2 separate regions of the Homo sapiens genome follow, and region 2 is linked to region 1. The links are chromatin loops, found by intact Hi-C in ENCODE. Cell type or tissue: MCF 10A. All regions are shown on one strand. Each heading gives the region's core, and the rest is flanking DNA. Links, peaks and the distances in the headings are about the cores only. Region 1 overlaps PROS1 (protein S). Region 2 overlaps NSUN3 (NOP2/Sun RNA methyltransferase 3).

Region 1 (9,112 bases), core at 999-5,998:
TTTTTGGCCTCTCCTCTCCATTAATCTTAACTCACAATGGATATTCTTTAGCCCTTATTCTTCATCTTCAGTACCTTATGCCAAAAAAAAACCTTTAAATTTTCAACTTCTAACTTGCCAACACAGTGAATAAAGTTCCTACTTTACTATGACTGTGAGCTCATAGCATTTGTTAAGAATCCCTTTCAAGTTGGGCTAAACATCATAGATTATGCCACTTTTCCTTTTTTGAGAAAAGAAATTACTCAAATTCATTCGATTTTGAGGAAAGAAATTACTCAAAATCATTCATTTCTCTTGGGTTTTAGTACTTCACATGGAATTTTACATGCCTACTTTGCATGTAATTAATAATTTACCCATCTCACAGTTTATACTCTTAATATCTCAATATTTAGCTCCTCTCAAATCTTCCCCACTCTTTCTCTCAAGACATTTTGCCTGAAGTTAGTCCTCAGTGCTGTTGCCAAAATCCCGAAACCACTGAAATTTTGATAATTCTACTTCTTTTAAACTCTTTGTTGGTTTGATTTCCTAAAATTGCATTCAACTAACTTGTGGATAAGGTAGTAGGTAGATTTCAATATAGAATTTATTCATTTAAACTATAATTTTACTCCCTAATAATTAGGCATGCTCACTACTTACCTCTATCTATCTATCTATCTATCTATCTATCTATCTATCTATCTATCTATCTATCATCTATCTATCTGTCTGTCTTTCTATAGCTTTTAAAGCCTATTTACTTCTATTTCCCAAAACCCCAGATACAATTTCCATATATGGGAAATCAAGACCATGAGCAGTTTAAGCAGTATATTGAAGGTTATCAGAGGTCCAGACATCAAACTCAGAATTCTCCCCATGAGAATAAATTGCAAATGTCATCTGAAAATGCTTCTAAATAACTTTCTGCCTCTAATTTTCCATTTAAAGTGAAATATTGGTGCCAATTTCATATTTTCCAATATTCAGTTAAAGATGAATCTGTTTTTCCTCCAGTTTTCCCCATCTTGGTAAATGGAATCTCCATCCATGCAACTGCTCATGCCAGATACCTAAAAGTCATCCTTATACCTGTCTTTCAGTTATTAAATCCTATTAATTTTGTTTCTAACACATATCTCCGATCTATTTACTGTCCATCATCTTCATTGTTATCACCCTGGTCCTGCAGCTTCCTCAGTTTCCTCATCTGTAAAATGGGGATAATAATAGCACTTACCTCACTGGACTATTTTGAAAATTAAACAAGTGGATATATTTGAAGCACGTTAAACAGTGCCCAGACTGTTTGTTTTGCAATAGTTGATGGTAGTTAGATACTACAACTATTGTCACTGCTCACGCCTGTAATCCCAGCACTTTGGGAGGCCGAGGCGAGCGGATCGCAAGGTCAGGAGATCAAGACCATCCTGGTTAACACGGTGAAACCCCCTCTCTACTAAAAATACAAAAAGATTAGCCGGGTGTGGTGGCGGGCACCTGTAGTCCCAGCTACTCGGGAGGTTGAGGCAGGAGAATGGCGTGAACCCAGGAGGCGGAGCTTGCAGTGAGCCGAGATCGTGCCACTGCACTCCAGCCTGGGCGACAGAGCCAGACTCCATCTCAAAAAAAAAAAAAAAAAAAAAAAAAGCTGGATAAATGATAAGATGAACTGAATAATAGATGAATAAATATTGGGTAAATTAGAACAAATATTGAACTTATAAGACTATTGTGATGATGAAATAAAATAACATATCCTTTCTGGCTGGGATAGCCAAATGAAGCAAAACTTGATCAGCCTTAGTTCAACATTTTTAAACTAAACAAAACAAAACAAAAATATGCCAATAAAATGTCGGTACTAGCCCCTAGAAAAAGAATAATGAATACTGGATTTTATGTTCCCTTCTGATGCTTTTTTACTATAATTATATATTTAAAATATTATCGGTTTGATTAAAATATACTTTTTAAAACTGAAGAAAAAGTAAGCAGATACCTGGAAGGCCACCCAGGTATGTGGCCACTTTTGCTTTCATTGCTTTGTCCAAGACGGCAAGTTGTCTTTGAAGGTCTTCATGGGAGATGGTTTCTATTTTAAGTGGTGTCGACAACTCCAGATTGTTTCTGTTGACTCTAAATTCCAGATGAGATTGTTGATCGGAACATAGACTTAGGGCCTGTATCCGATATATTACAGTATTTTCAACAGATAACAGAATATCCTGAAGAGCAGAGCAAAGATTCAATATAAGCAAGGAGTAAGAGTAATGCTGCTTAAGAGTGACTTTTGAGTTTTTGAAAGTCAAAAACTAAATTTCAATAAGGAAAGAAAATGTATGATAGAGCCTCTAAATTTAAGGGAAAAATCACTAATTATTATAAGACTAATTTATAATAATTATGACTAAAATTTAAAATACACATTAGTTTTACAAACTCAAAGTTTAGCTAAAATATAAATGTATACTGGTTTCTGAAAATTCCGTAAAACAACCGGAACCTATAGGAGTGTCTTATATCTTTCTGTTTATGAGCCTTCCTAATTTCCAAGTTTACATATGAAAAGGGAAGGAGTTGAATCACTCTTTGTTGAGAAAAGACTTGGGAAATTTAAAATGCTTTAGTAAGCATATGCCAGCAGGACTAACAGGTTTCTTTGTGCCACACAAGCAATCCTACAGACTTGGGATAAAATAAATGAAGAGGCCCTGAGAAAGAAAAACCAGGGATTGCCACCAGCACGTTATAGAACATTTACCAGAAGATTCTACAGAAAGAAAATGTGTTCATTCTGCTGAACCTTTCAAACTGCCGTTATGCCTAAATTACTCAATGTGTTGAGTGTGATCTCTTCATATAGCTTATATGGCATAGAGGAAAGTGATAAAAACATAATCAGAAATGTTTATTTAGGAATCCAAGATACCTATTTTAAGTGAAAAGACTAACTTTGCAAATATAGGTTACTTGAGGAAATCTGTTATTGTGTTGTACATGTCCGTATCCTTAAACTCATTAAAAGAGATTGTCAATAAAGAAAATGCTCCAAAATGATCAATGATATCTGGAATAATGTTATGAAATATTGCATAGACCTTGAGAAGGAAATCTGACATGCAAAGAAAGAACCACGGAGGCAAACACTCAAAGGATAAATTAAATATCAAAGACATGGCATGCGTTAACCTCCTCCACTGCATGAATGTAGTGTTTAAGATAAGAATTCCATTTTGTTTAAAAAGAAAAACAAACTAGCAAACAAAAAACCCCTGAAATCCAAATGTAGAAAGCTCCTTAAAGGCAGGAGATTAAAACAAAAACAAAAACAAAAAAAAACTCATCAGGATATTTTTAGGTTACTTATGGTTAACCACCAGAAACTTCCCATCCTCCTCCCTGAATCATACTTTAAGTTGCAAACAGCATAACTTGTTTTACTACAATAGACATTATTCAACCACAGGTCTCTTTCTAAAATCTACTGAAAGCATCCAAGTCAGCCTTGGCATAAACATCAGCTTCTTGCTGTAACTTGTTAGAATGCACTGTGGATGACACATAGACAGAACGACTATGCTCTAATAGAAGTCTGAATAATACAGATTTTCTGATAACCCTCATATTTCCTTTCATCTAAGGCTTTTTCGTGTTCTTCCTCCTAATTTCAAATAAGAGTTGCCAGTAAGAAACCAAGTGGACCAGTTTTAACTTTCTCTCTTTTTTCCTAACTTACTCTTGGGAGAAAAGATTAAGAGTGTAAGAAAGAACAAAACATTATAATTAAGCACTGAATATCTGACAGTGCACTGTAATTAGACTCACTTCTATGTTGACAGTACAGACTAATTCCCACAACACATAAAGTATTCTTAATAAGGGTGGATCTCTATGTACTCGGATGGCTCCAAGCAGCCTGTGTGAGAGTCTGCCTAATCTTAGGTATAGATGCAGTAGGTTTTTCATTCCTCCCTCCCCTTACTTCTTCATTCAGACCTTGGAAACAAGCCAGAAAAAAAGTAACAATAATAGACATTTTTTGAGTCCTTAATGATGTGCTGGAGATTGTGCCAAACACTTTACATAAGTTACTTTATTTAATCTTCAAAATAGTCCTTTGAGGTAAATACTGCTATGTATACATTTTAAAAAATGAAAAGAAAAACAAGGCTTATATAGGTTTAGAGTTAAGTTACCTGTGATTTTTCAGAGGTGGAGTCCACCAAGGACACAGCAAAGGGCACTGTGTTGTTACCAGAAACCAAGGCAAGCATAACACCAGTGCCCGTGGATGGACGAATATTCAAGGTCACATTTACATGCCAACCCTCAGCACTGGATACATTATCTATTTAAAATAATGAAACAGAAGCATGATCAATGCACTCCTAAAGTGCATCAGAAGGAATTATTATTAACACAGTCCAGGTAATATTCAAAACTATCTTGTGTAATACTATTTCCATTCCCTTTCTCAATGATCTATATAACCTAGGCAAAACAAAACAAACTTTTTTGTAATGCAGGCAAGAAACATGCAAATGGAGTACCATCTTCCCGTTCTTCCTAGAAGAGAATTCTGGATTGTGGTGTTAAGGATTATCATGGATTTTCCCAGTTTGCTCTTTAACAGTGCTTCCTTCTCCCTTGCACATTCACCAATGCTCAAATCTCAGAGTGGTCATATTTCCAAGCACACGTTTGAAAATTCAACAAATTTACTGTAATAATTTAGGGAAAATCTGGGTACAGTTGCCATCATCACTCCAAAGGATAAATATGATCTATATACATAGGAGAGTTGGATAGTTCGATACTAGAGAAATACACTGACATCAGCAGTTAGTTTTGAAATCAGAATAGGAACCCTTGTTTTGTGAATCTCTTGTCATAATCCTTCACATTCTCTTTCTTAATTACTAGGTTAATTGTCTATCCCACTAACATGCAAGCTCTAGGAGGTATATATCTCTATCATTGCTTTGTTTTCCCCAGCACTCACTCAATAGATATTTGTTGAATTAATATGTTTCCAGAATAGTTGGATTACTAAAAATATTAGTTCATAATCTGAATGAAGTCTTCCTCATTTAATATGATGTAACATACAGCAAAGCCCAAATACCACACGGAGCCCTTGAAAGGGTAAATGTGAATAAGGAAAATCATTTTCCTTTGACAAGATGTTCTTCCACTTAGCCACATATAATGTCACTGTTTTTCATTATAATCCTGTAACTCCCATCCAGAAGAAAAAAAATATATAGACCGGGTACGGTGGCACATGCCTGTAATCCTAGCACTTTGGAATTGCCTGAGCTCAGGAGTTCGAGACCAGCCTGGGCAACATGGTGAAACATCTCTACTGAAAAAAAAATACAAAAAATTAGCCGAGCATGGTGGTGTATACCTGTAGTCCCAGCTACAACTCGGGAGGCTTGATTCAGGAGAATCGCTTGAACTCAGGAGGCAGAGGTTGCAGTGAGCTGAGATCACGCCACTGCACTCCAGCCTGGGAAAAAGAGTGAGACTCTGTCTCCAAAAAAAAAAGAATGTTTATATGTAATCATTGTGAAATAAGTAATTTTTAATTGATATATCATAATTGCACATATTTTGGGGTACATATGTCATTTGATAAATGCATACAATGTGTAATGCTCAAATCAGGGTAATTGGAATTTCTATCACCTAAACATTTATCTTGAAATAAGTAAATTTAACACAGAATATTAAACTCAAACTAAAATGAACACACGAATGTATAGAAGTTAAAATGTAACATTAAATATTAATTACAAAGTAGATCACTTACAAATTATCCATGAAATGATTAATTACTTATTAAAGTAATTTTTTTAGATACAATATAACTCTTATTTTCATTACCTTTTCAGGATTTTTTTCCTTTGGCCAAATCACCATGGATTTAGTTTTATCCTAATTTAATCCTCACCCCATTTATAACTTTAAAAAAATCTTTCATAGGCAGAACAGAACTAGGCATTGTATCAATTTGTGTTAGAAAAAGGGAAATCATTTTTGTAAAATTTGTCCTTAAAAATACAGTAAAAAAGGCTGGGCACAGTGGCTCATGCCTGTAACACCAGCACTGGGAGGCTGAGGCAGGAGTATCACTTGAGTTAAGGAATTTGAAAACTGACCTGGGCAACACGGGAAGACCCTGTCTCTGCAAAACATAAAAATTAGCAAGGCATGGTGGCATGTGGCTGTAGTCCTAGCTACTTGGGAGGCTGAGGCAGGAGGATTGCTTGAGCCCAGAAGGTCTAGGTTACAGTGAGCCATGATTGCACCACTGCACTCCAGCCTGGATGACAGAGAGAGACCCTGTCTCAAAAACAAACAAACAAATGTAGTAAATATAGACTACGAAAGATGGGAGGGTGGGAGGAGGGTAGGGGTTGAAAAATTACCAATTGGGTATCATGTTCACTATTTGGGTGATGTGTACACCAAAAGCCCAGATTTCACCACTACACAATATATCACAATATATGCATGTAAGAAATCTGCACTTGTACCTCCTAATTACATAAAAATTTAAAAATGTATTTTAATGTAGTAAGCACTTTTTTTTTTTTTTTTTTTGTGAGACATGCTCACACTCTGTCATCCAGGCTGGAGTGCAGTGATAAGATCCTGGCTCTCTGCTGTGTCAACATATTGGGCTCAAGCCATCCTCACACCTCAGCCTCCTGAGTAGCTGGGACTACAGGTGCATGCCATCAGGCTTGGCTAATTTTTGTATTTTTTGTGAAGATAGGGTTTCACCATGTTGCCAAGGCTGGTCTTGAACTCTTGGGCTCTAGCTCTTTGGGATCTGCCCGCCTCAGCCTCCTAAAGTGCTGGGATTATAAGTGTGAGCCACCTTACCTCGCCCTTTTTAGGTTACAAATAAACACAATTAAAATGTAATTTTTTTCTTAAAGCAGAGATATCACATTAGTGTTAACAATTTATAATGCAAAGTGTTAGTAGCTCAAATAATGAACTACTAAAAAAGAAAAAGACAAAGAATTCAATAAAATAATTAGAATTTATAAATAGCTAATAAACATATGGGAGGATATTCAAGTTCAGTAGAAATTAGAGAAATAATATTAATATTCAAACCTACAAAATTTAATTTTTGAACTATCAGATTGGAAAAAAACTAAAGCATACACTTTCTCATTCTGTTGGTAGAAATATTAATTGATAAAAGATTTTTGGAAAAGAATGTAATTGAACCTCTAATAATTATATATTTGCATAACCTTTGATAGAGATAACCTAATTCTAAAATTTTCTTCCATAGAATTAATCACATAAAGGTAGAAGGATGTATGATTTAGGATGTTCACAGAAGTATTACTTCTAAGGTTAAAAACCTAGGGTCAGTATGGCAAGATTCCCTGCTCCACTTAGGCTGTAGAAAAGTGGAAAGGGCACCACTCCCACCCTTACAACAACAAAAGCCAAATTATCTGCATAATCATGACTTTTCTTGAAACTATCAAAGAGCTGAGGTCGCAGAGCAACAAACTAACCAGAAACCTAAAGAAAGACAGGTGTTTCCAAGGAAAGCCAGAATGAGAACACTTTCTAATCCAGGGCAGACAGGAAATGCCATGCAATTTGGTAAAAATAATTTAGGTAAAGATTTAAACAAATTGCTGAACTCCATGTAGGGGCTGACGTAAGAGTTTAGAAGCCCTAGAAATTACAGACACAAAGACAATTCATGCTCATTCACAGGCTCTTCTCCACAGACCTTACCATGCACTCAAGAGAAAACAGAGTGCAGGGAAGGAGATCCGAAAAAGCCTCTCTCTTAATATGGTCCTGAAAGCAGCACCAGCTACAGGGAAGCCACAAAGCCCCATCTAGATCCTTCTCGGTCTCCTCTACACAACACAAGTTTTCAAGCCAGGAGAAAGGCAGCAAACCTTGTCATTAGGACACATATGAAGACTCATTGCAACTACAGATTAGGAAGAACAAACAAAAAAAGCTATCTATCATGCAGAAGGAGCAAGAAAACATATTGAGTCCTGATCACTAGACATCTCCCCTACTGATGAGAGTCAGGGAAGAGGAACAGTGAAAATTCCACACTCCTGAGACCCAGGGATACAACACCTGCCTAAGACTGAATTTGTACGACAACAACATAGAATGCTTCCCCAACCTCCGCATCTTCTCTGCCATGTTAGCAAATGTCAGGTAACAAGAGCACTCTGCTAGGGGTGGGCAAGACACTTGAGAGACACAAGTGGGAGAGACATTTTCTTGAGGCGTATTATGGAGGGAATACATAAAACTGAGCTGCTATGATGAAAAACTCTCTAGGCCAGGCACGGTGGCTCAAGCCTGTAATCCCAGCACTTAGAGAGGCTAAGGCAAGCAGATCACCTGAAGTCAGGAGTTTGAAACCAGCCTGGCCAACATGGCAAAACCTCGTCAAAAATACAAAAATTAGCAGGGCATGGTGGCGCACCCTTGTAATTCCAGCTACTCAGGAGGCTGAGGCATGAGAATCACTTGAACCTGCAAGGTGGAGGTTGCGGTGAGCCGAGATTGTGGCACTGAGCTCCAGCCTGGGTGACAGAGTGAGACTCAGTCTCAAAAAAAAAGAAAAAAAGAAAGAAAAGAAAAAGAAAAACTAGCTACCAAACCATTCCCTTATTCTAAGCAGAAGGTAGTATTTTGAAAATCTGAGGCTGGGTGCGGTGGCTCACACCTGTAATCCCAGCACTTTGGGAGGCCAAGGGGGTGGATCATGAGATCAGCAGTTCAAAACCAGCCTGGCCAAAAACACAAAAATACAAAAATTAGCCGGGCGTGGTGGCGGGCGCCTGTAGTTCTAGCTACTCAGGAGGCTGAGGCAGAAGAATCACTTGAATCCAGGTGGCAGAGGTTGCAGTGAGCCAAGATTGCATCACTGCACCCCAGCCTGGGTGACAAAGTGAGACTCCATCTCAAAAACAAAACAAAACAAAATAAAAGATCTGAAACCTGTGGTGCATTAAGGGTAATCCTGGCACCAACAAAACTTAAGAAGCTCAACTTTTCACTAGATTGATTCAATCCCATTACTAAGAGCCTAGCAAAAGAAATG
Region 2 (9,755 bases), core at 22-5,021, 190 kb after region 1:
CTACCCTGCCCCCTTTTAATTTGGATCTTTTTAAAAAAATTCTCTACTGCTGCCATTCACTTAGACCTTCCCAATCTCTTATCTGGCATATTGCAACAGCCATGTTTAGTACTTACCTGTTTGCTTATTTTAGCAACCACTTTTATGGCACTATGTACCAGTCAATGTTGTAATCACTTTATGAATAATAACAATCCTATGTACAACCCTCTGAAATAGTTATTTCCATTTATATATAGGAAAGCTGAGGCACACAGAGGTTAAGTAACTTGCCCAAGTATACACATCTCACACTTTAACTTGCCCAAGTATACACATCTAACACTTTGAAGAGCCTTGAGAGTTTGTTGTACCCACTCTGTCATGCTGTTTCTCGGTGCTACCAAATTCCATTGTGTCACACCTTGAGTACAAACCTTTGCTCCCCAGAAGTCTGCAGTATTATGTTTGGACTAAAAATCTTATCTTTCTGGGCAGGCTCCTTCATGCCTTTGGGACTGGCTATGCTGTTCTTCTGCTAGGAATGCCTTTTTCCCTTCTCCCTCTGTGCAGTAGTGTGGGTTCAAATCCCACCTCTGCATCTTGTAGCATATGACCTAGGTGAGTTAATATCTCTGTGCTCCATTGTCCTCGTCTGTAAAATGGGGAAAAAATAGTATCTATTTCATATAATCATTTGGGAAGATAAAATGAATTTGTGTATATACAATGTGAATGGAATGTTGTTTGACGTATAGTAAGGACTTCATATGCATTAGCATTATTTTTGTTACTATGATTAACCACTTCATCAAGCCTTCTGTATGTCCCTTGGCAAAATTAGTTTTGCCCTTCGTGTATCCATTGCATTTTGTTGATAGAGCTATTGTGATTCTTTCAAGGTTTTATCGTCATAATTTACTAACTTGCTTATCTTTTTCCTGACAAGGGAGGGTTTTGAAGAACCAATACCTTGAGACTTGGGCAAGTCTTCTGCTTATTCCCAGTTTTGTCAGTGTTTGTGTACTAGGCATTGTGCTAAGCACTGAGAATACAAAAATGGACTGTATATATCCTGCCCTCAAATACATGTATGATTAATTGGATAATTAATGGATACTTAATAAATGTATGATTAATATAAGCATTAATTAGAAATATTTATTAACTGTGGAAATTTTACATGTACTTTATAGAAAGCAAAACAAACAGACCATATAAGTCTGAACTGTCTGCAACATCTTTTTTTTTTTGGACACTCTCCTCACTGACCGAGAGTTCACATACAGAGAGGAAAAAAAAATACACACACACACACACACACACATACACACACACAACCTGATAATATTACCATAATCTGTGAAGGATGTAGACTGAGGTGGTTAAGAAAGAGAGAAATGAACCAGTATCTAGATTTCTATATTGTCCTATATGTTGGCTTTACACACATTTTCAGCCTTAATCTGTGCAAATCTCTGTGAAGAAGTAACTTTTAGACACTTTAAAGTCAGAGGTTAGAACAATTGATAGGTATCTTGTAGTTGTGGCAAATTCAGTCCTGTGACTTAAAAGTCCACGCCTTTTCCTATACCATCTGTGCTGCTGTGAAGGGTCCAGAGTTGCATCCTTCCAAATGTATGCTCAGATCCCGTAGTATGAAGGACTCTTATGTTCAGGATTTTTAGCCTTTTGATGTTCCACCAGAAACGCAAAGGATTTCCTATCTGAGGTACAGTGAATAACAAATCTGGACATAAATTGCCCTTCTGTGAGATACAAGGAAGATCCATTGCCAAAATAGAATAGGAAGCCATCAGCTCTTCGTTAGCATCTCTGAGGAGTAAAAATAAAATGACTCAAAAACATACTTTGGTGCATTTCCATAAATTGATTTGTTTTTCATTTCTAACTTTTAAAAGAGTTGAATGAGCACCCTCTAGTGGATAATAATAGCACTAAATCAAGGAATTTCTCTTTTTTAGCTATGGAAATTTAAATAGGTTCTGTAATCTACAGGGTTATATTAATTGTGTTTAACAATTTCTAGATTAAATGATATTTTTCATCTTCGTCACTAGGACGGAAGGTAGGGTGGAGAGTAGAGTAGTAGGAAAAAAGAATAAAGTCACAGAAAAGTTGAATGAAAATTATACTATCAAATAATAAACATTATCGAAATGATACATTATACAGTTTTGCAAAATTTTAACTTAACTAGCTTTTAATTTTTTAATGCTTTAATTTTGTTAAAATAGTAAGTAGTTCAGAGAGCCTTGAATCAGAACTCCAATTTTATTCATTTACTCCAGGATTTAGGCCCCAGGCACTTAGCCAAGGAGAAAAATAAGTCAAGGCTCCCATATAAATGAGTTAGGGAAATGGGTAAGCAGGCAGGGTGACACACAGTGTGATATATTAGTTTAGCTTCATTAACTGTTTCTCAAAATTCAGTTATTCTTGTGTACCATCTGTCTAGTTTTACTTAATTTTTTTTTGGTCAGTTTTAATATTTTTCTTTTGTTTCTTAGGAATTTTTCTTTTGTTTCTTAGGAATTTATTTTTCTTTTGTTTCTTAGGAATTTAAGCTTATTTTATATCATTATCAGTAAATAGATGTGCCTAGCCTATAGTTGACAGACGGTGTATTTTTAGAGAATGAATGAATGTTGACAAGAAGATAATATACGATGGCTCACACCTGTAATTCCAGCACTTTGGGAGGCCAAGGCAGGAGATTTGCTTGAGGGCGGGAAGATTGCTTGAGGACAAGAGTTCAAGACCAGCATGGGCAATATAGCAAGACCTCATCTCTAGAAAAAATAAGCAATTAGCTGGGTGTGGTGGTGCGTGCCTGTAGGCGCAACTACTTGGGAGACTGAGGTAGGAGGATCGCTTGAGTCCAGGAGGTCGAGGCTTCACTGAGCCATGATCGCACAGCTGTACGCCAGCCTGGGTGACAGAGTGAGACCTTGTCTCTAAAAAAAAGAAGACAAAACAGACTTAGCATGTTGGAGGGAGGAGCAACAATGAGTGAGAAATAGAAAGACTTTTCAAGGGGGTATGTAGGCTCAGGCAAGTGACCGCAGTCAGTTTTCACATCCTCAACTTTCATGTATTCTCTTTCAGAAAATTACTCTGCCCCTCTGTACATAAGGGGGCACATATTCTCCTTTCCCAACCTGCCTTTCTCCAATTTCCCTTCACCCTTTTCACAAAAAGAAAGGCACACTTGCACCATTCTGGCTTCTATGCTATGTTCCTCCAGGTATTCAAAACCTCCATATGCCAGAAACTATTGGAGTGTCAGTGTGAGAAAGCAAATGACTAACAGATTCTCTGACAAGTCAGGTGGTTTCCAAGTTTTGCTTTCAACAAAAGTAAAGGAGCCTTGATTGAGATGTCAGCTATCAATTCATTTAAGACATTTTTGATGATAGGTTGCTAAGTGATTTGGGGATATAACTCCAAAAGAATTCAAAGTAAGAAACATTGCTATAACAAAATATATTTAATTCTCATCCACTTATTTAACTGAAGGTTTTTCTCAGCTTTTATAAAAAACACAAAATAGGCATAAAAATGATGTTGAATCCTGACTGATTTTATTATAGTAAGAAGTAATATTCATTTATGGATATATGGAAACAAAAGCTCATTTCATTAAGTATCCATTTCTTACCAATTTTTACTTTTATAAGTTGTTTTGATCGGTTTTGTACTAATAATATTATTGATCCCTGAATCCAGAAGTTACCATTTTAACACTTAGAGATTTAAGACCACAGGAAAAACAAATTTAGTACATACACATGTGTATATGTGGGGGCTAGAGAAGCATGATAGGGTGATAAAAAGATTTCAAGCATGAAAATATATTAAGATGAAGTTATATGAAGTAGAATGTAAATAAAAGAGGAAAACGAGCAGCATAAAATTTCCACCTGTTAAAGATGAGTCAGTCTATGAATTTTTAAATGGATGATGATGGGTATCAAAATCATTATGATATTTAGTTTCCACTGGGCACATACTAAAGGCAGTATAATTTGTATTTTAAAATGTCAATTTTTACAGTATGCTGGAAATTGCATCCTTTAAACATATGGTGAGATTTTAATGTCAACTTAAAATGTGTTTTTTTTCAAAATGATATCAGTGGTGCACTAGCAAATTTGCAGGTCACTGACCTTGTATGTCTCCAGTTCTGCTGGCTACTGAGGTACTTGCACTTCTTCTCACCTGGAAGACCAGTAAATGGAGCCGCTTCAGACTAACTGTGAATCTTGGGAAAAGGCCTGGAGTGTGGCACCTGGCCGCTGTTTTCTAGAGTCATCTAACATACATTCCCTCTACTGCCTGCTAAGCTACTTGCCCATCCATAAAAGCTTTGGATTCGGAAGCCACTTTCCCTCCAGCCCCAGGTTAGCAACCCACCCAGTGCAGGCACAGGAGGGGTTGTATGTGTGTGTGTTGTGGGGAGGAGAATGGAGGTCAGTGGCAGGTGTGTGCAAGGGGAACTGTAAGAATCATATTAATACACAGCTTTGCTTTCTCAGGGCTAGGAAGCACCAGCCTGAGCAGCCTTAGCAGTCCCTTCAAGAGTTGGTCTGTTGCAGCTGCTTCTATAGGCAGGATGTGGCAAGCTGATTTCATTGTTAGACAGAAGAGGGTTTCAGGGAGGTCATGGCCACTTGCACTAAGTGAGGGTTGGGGTAAAATTCTCTTTCTTGCCCCCTTTTGTAGCTCTGTGCTGTAGTACCAGGGTCTCACACGTTGGGAATCACTTCTGTTAGACTTTAAAGTCAGTCTGATTTTGAATCAGATACTTCTGCGTACTAGCAATGTGACCTCAGGTAAGTTGCCAAAATCTCTAAAAGCCTCAGTTAACCTCTAAAATAGGAGTAAGAGCTGCCTCTCTCAAGGTTGTTGTGATGGTTCTATGATATAAACATGCAAAATGAACATTGTACACATCCAGTCAGTAACATTTATTAATAATGATATCAGAGTATGGTGGAGGATGTGAACCGGGTGGTAAGTGGAAAGACTTCGTTGGAGAGAGAAAACTCCCTAAGTTGAGAACAGATAGGTGAGAGAGGAAAGGTTATTCAGGGAGGTTGGGGGCCGGGCATGTGGAGATCAGTAAATTTTAAAGAAACTTGTTAGAAGAAATCTGTATAGTTCAGTAGGGTTGGGTGTAGATCATGAAAGATCAAAAATTTCGTTTGTTCTATTTAGGCCTTATTTTGTCTAGTCACTAAAGAATGAGATAGAGTAATTTCTGAAGAGTTCTGCCTCAGTCTGCAATAAGTTCTTCTCTTTTTTTTTTATTATTATACTTTAAGTTCTGAGGTACATGTGCAGAATGTGCAGTTTTCTTACATAGGTATACCCATGCCATGGTGGTTTGCTGCACCCATCAACCCATCACCTACATTAGGTATTTCTCCTAATGCTATCTGTCCCCCAGCCCCTCACCACCCGACAGGCCCTGATGTGTGATGTTCCCCTCCCTGTGTCCATGTGTTCTCATTGTTCACCTCCCACTGATGAGTGAGAACATGCAGTGTTTAATTTTCTGTTCTGTGATAGTTTGCTGAGAATGATGGTTTCCAGCTTCATCCATGTCCCCGCGAAGGACGTGAACTCATCCTTTTATATGGCTGCATAGTATTTCATGGGGTATATGTGACACATTTTCTTTATCCAGTCTATCATTGATGGACATTTGGGTTTGTAACAAGTCTTTGCTCTTGTGAATAGTGCTGCAATAAACATATGTGTGCATGTGTCCTTATAGTAGAAGGATTTATAATCCTTTGGGTATATACCCAGTAATGGGATTGCTGGGTCAAATGGTATTTCTAGTTCTAGATCCTTGACCAATCGCCACACTGTCTTCCACAATGGTTGAACTAATTTACACTCCCACCAACAGTGTAAAAGTGTTCCTGTTTCTCCACATCCTCTCCAGCATCTGTTGTTTCCTGACTTTTTAATGATCATGATTCTAACTGGTGTGAGATGGTATTTCATTGTGGTTTTGATTTGTATTTCTCTAATGACCAGTGATGATGAGCATTTTTTCATATGTTTGTTGGCTGCATAAATGTCTTCTTTTGAGAAGTGTCTGTTCATATCCTTTGCTCACTTTTTGATGAGGTTGTTTTTTTCTCGTAAATTTGTTTAAATTCTTTGTAGATTCTGGATATTAGCCCTTTGTCAGTTGGATAGATTGCAAAAATTTTCTCCCATTCTGTAGGTTGCCTGTTCACTCTGATGGTAGTTTCTTTTACTGTGCAGAAGCTCTTTCGTTTAATTAGATCCCATTTGTCAATTTTGGCTTTTGCTGCCGTTGCTTTTGGTGTTTTAGACATGAAGTCTTTGCCCATGCCTATGTCCTGAATGGTATTGCCTAGGTTTTCTTCTAGGATTTTTATGGTTTTAGGTCTTATGTTTAAGTCTTTAATCCATCTTCAGCTAATTTTCATATAAGGTGTAAGGAAGGGGTCCAGTTTCAGTTTTCTGCATATGGCTAGCCAGTTTTCCCAGCACCATTTATTAAATAGGGAATCCTTTCCCCATTTCTTGTTTTTGTCAGGTTTGCCAAAGATCAGATAGTTGTAGATGTGTGGTATTATTTCTGAGGGCTCTGTTCTGTTCCATTGGTTGTATATATCTGTTTTGGTACCAGTTCCATGCCGTTTTGGTTACTGTAGCCTTGTAGTATAGTTTGAAGTCAGGTAGCATGATGCCTCCAGCTTTGTTCTTTTTCCTTAGGATTGTCTTGGCTATGTGGGTTCTTTTTTGATTCCATATGAAGTTTAAAGTATTTTGTTTTTCCAATTCTGTGAAGAAAGTCAATGGTAGCTGGATGGGGATAGCATTGAATCTATAAGTTACTCTGGGCAGTATGGCCATTTTCACTGTATTGATTCTTCTTATCCATGAGCATGGAAGTATTTTCCATTTGTTTGTGTCCTCTCTTATTTCCTCGAGCAGTGGTTTGTAGTTCTCCTTGAAGAGGTCCTTCACATCCCTTGTAAGTTGTATTCCCAGGTATTTTATTCTCTTAGTAGCAATTGTGGATGGGAGTTCACTCATGATTTGGCTGTCTGTTTGTCTGTTATTGGTATATAGGAATGCTTGTGATTTTTGCACATTGATTTTGTTCCTTGAGATTTTGCTGAAGTTGCTTATTAGCTTAAGGAGATTTTGGGCTGAGACGATGGGGCTTTCTAAATATACAATCATGTCATCTGCAAACAGAGACAATTTGACTTCCTCTCTTCCTATTTGAATACCCTTTATTTCCTTCTCGTGCCTGATTGCCCTGGCTAGAAATTCCAATACTGTGTTGAATAGGAGTAGTGAGAGAGGGCATTCTTGTCTTGTGCTGGTTTTCAGAAGGAATGCTTCCAGTTTTTGCCCATTCAGTATGCTATTGGCTGTGAGTTTGTCATAAATAGCTCTTATTATTTTGAGATATGATCCATCGATACCTAGTTTATTGAGAGTTTTTAGCATAAAGGGGTGTTGAAATTTGTCAAGGTCTTTTCTGCATCTATTGAGATAATCATGTGGTTTTTGTCATTGGGTCTGTTTATGTGATGGATTACTTTTATTTTTTTTCAAGGATTAATTTAATTTTTAAAACAAATACAAGTTATTGATTCAGTCTTCTCAATTTGACAGTCTACCTGTGGTATAACTGTCAGGTAAAAACATACATCTTTACAACTTGGTGGTCTCAAGTTAAAAGCAAACAAACAAACAAACAAAAAAAAGCCACACCATTTCACAGACAGGAAAGAAACAACATGAAAACAGCTCAAGAAATACACTAATGAGCAAAAATATATGGGGAAAGAGGAACATGTAGTTTTGACTTAACTGAACAAACCAAGAAGAAACTGGTCTACTTATGTAAATGTGCATCCTGGAAAGTCAGGTGTCAGGATTTTCAGGTAGGAATCTATATGACTTGAATCTTCCCTATTTCCTGAATAAAAGTGACATCTTTCTGTATTTATACTTCATGGCTCAGACACCTACCTCATTTGGCTCTATTCCTTACTCACTCTAGCCTTTACTTAAATGAGTCTGAAAAACTTGGCGATATAGCATAAGAAGAAAAATAATCACACATGATATTTTCATTTCTGTAGCTACTTTAGACCAGGGTTTGTTACTAGAAAATTCCTGAAGAAAATTTCAACGTAAGTCTGTGGCTTTGCTGAATCAAGCCCCCCCCCCCAATAATATTTAGAAAACACCCACTGTTTGGGCTAATAGCATTATTGGTGGTACCTATTATATAGAGGGATACCTGAACAAAGTCTGTCTCATAACCAGTGTTAAATCACTCTCAGGGTTGAGAAGAAAAAAAGGGGAGTCTAAAATCACAAGAAGTAAAGACGTATCTAGGACCCTTGTCCTTCTGGATCCATATTCCTTCAGGGTCTTCATCATTATAAATGTTCTCTGCCATTTGCCACACTTGCATGATATTGTCTTCTGATACAGAACAAATCACCCAAGGTTCATTGGGATTCCAGGAGAAATCAGATATCTTGGCAGTGTGACCACCATGAATAAACAACAACTCTGGTGACCCGTCTTCTGCATCTTCTGGGGATTGTTCCTCTCCAATTTTACTTAAATCCTAGACATTCAGTCTGCGATCAGTACCACTGGAAGCCAAAATAGTCTCACTGTGAGGTGACTACTGAACCTGGAATATTTCATCCATGTGACTCAGAGGAATGCAACATAAGTTTCAGATTTCTCAGATCCCACAAGGCAACAGTCTTGTCAGCTGATCCTGTGGCAAGAATGAACTCACTATAAGGATTGAAAGGCAGTTCACTTCAGCAGTGTGAGCGTCAACTGAGTGGCTTGGTTTGGAAGTATTGTTTGAACAAGTATCCCAAATCATAAGTTTCTGATGATCAGCAACTGACCCAAACAGAGACTTATGGAACAGATGCCAGGAAACATCTTCTACTACTACTGTATGCCCTGTAAAGATGGTCTTTGCATCCACCACATTTCCCTCCTTTGGAACAGCACTGATGTCCCACGGGTAGATGGTGTGATCATCTGAAGCACTAAGTAAGTGCCCACTGAGATTTGGCCAAGAAAGCCCATAGCCTTTTTTCTGATGTCCATGGAGACGCAAGTCTGAGTTGCAGTCTCCAGAAAGATCTGGTTTAGGATGTTTTGTATAGTCCAAGATAAGAACATCACTGGAAGGAGTCTTTGTTGTGATAATACAAGGATTCTGGGGCATATAACGGGCCCTGTTTACTTCTCCTTCATGGTTGATCTTGATTTCTATTTCAATTTTTCCACTAACTGAACCAAAACCTCCAAATTCTCCTTTCTCACTGTCGTAGTGTGATGCATCAAAATGAGCATCATCATTAGGGAGTTGCACACTGGCTATAACAAGATGTTTTTGTTCATCCAATGTGTGTGTGTACCCAGGACAAGTCGATGAATGCTGAAATCTTTCCCTTCTGGTCTGGTTACACCTGGAAGCCACTGGGCAGTTAGGCTGGGCCACTCCAGAGCCTGCGTCATCACCAAATCATAAAGAAAAGGGGTGTTCTTTTTCCATATTTTGTACTCCTTATGGATCACTCATTCTTCCACTGCGTCATCAAAGGCTGCTTCCTTGTCAGTCATGGAGGCCAGGCGAGCCAGGGGAATACTGGAGTCGGGTGTTGCAGGAGGGGCAGGGAGGCTGCAGGCCGGATTGATTTGCATAT

What was found. Hi-C counts contacts between places; a loop is a spot of excess contacts. Peaks named below come from ENCODE experiments on the same cell type or tissue, not always from the same donor. Only the 100,000 strongest peaks of a DNase experiment are listed, where the experiment ranks them.
Region 2: a loop joins it to region 1, with 6 times the contacts of the local background. A loop is called at or near these places in 3 of 110 quality-filtered maps.

What each region holds. Positions count from the first base shown.
Region 1 is chr3:93,874,976-93,884,087 of GRCh38, forward strand. PROS1 (protein S) reads right to left here. Exons shown (of 15, transcript NM_000313.4): 13 at 4,188-4,339; 14 at 1,991-2,216. Among named protein-coding and RNA genes, the nearest start is that of PROS1, 94 kb to the right of the region's middle. In MCF 10A, for the core only: no CTCF peak of the experiment used is centred there; a DNase peak (open chromatin) is centred at 3,506.
Region 2 is chr3:94,067,503-94,077,257 of GRCh38, forward strand. All of the region lies in intron 2 of NSUN3 (NOP2/Sun RNA methyltransferase 3), which reads left to right. It also overlaps the pseudogene RBBP4P2. Among named protein-coding and RNA genes, the nearest start is that of NSUN3, 9.3 kb to the left of the region's middle. In MCF 10A, for the core only: a CTCF peak has its summit at 1,941 (motif pointing left); no DNase peak of the experiment used is centred there.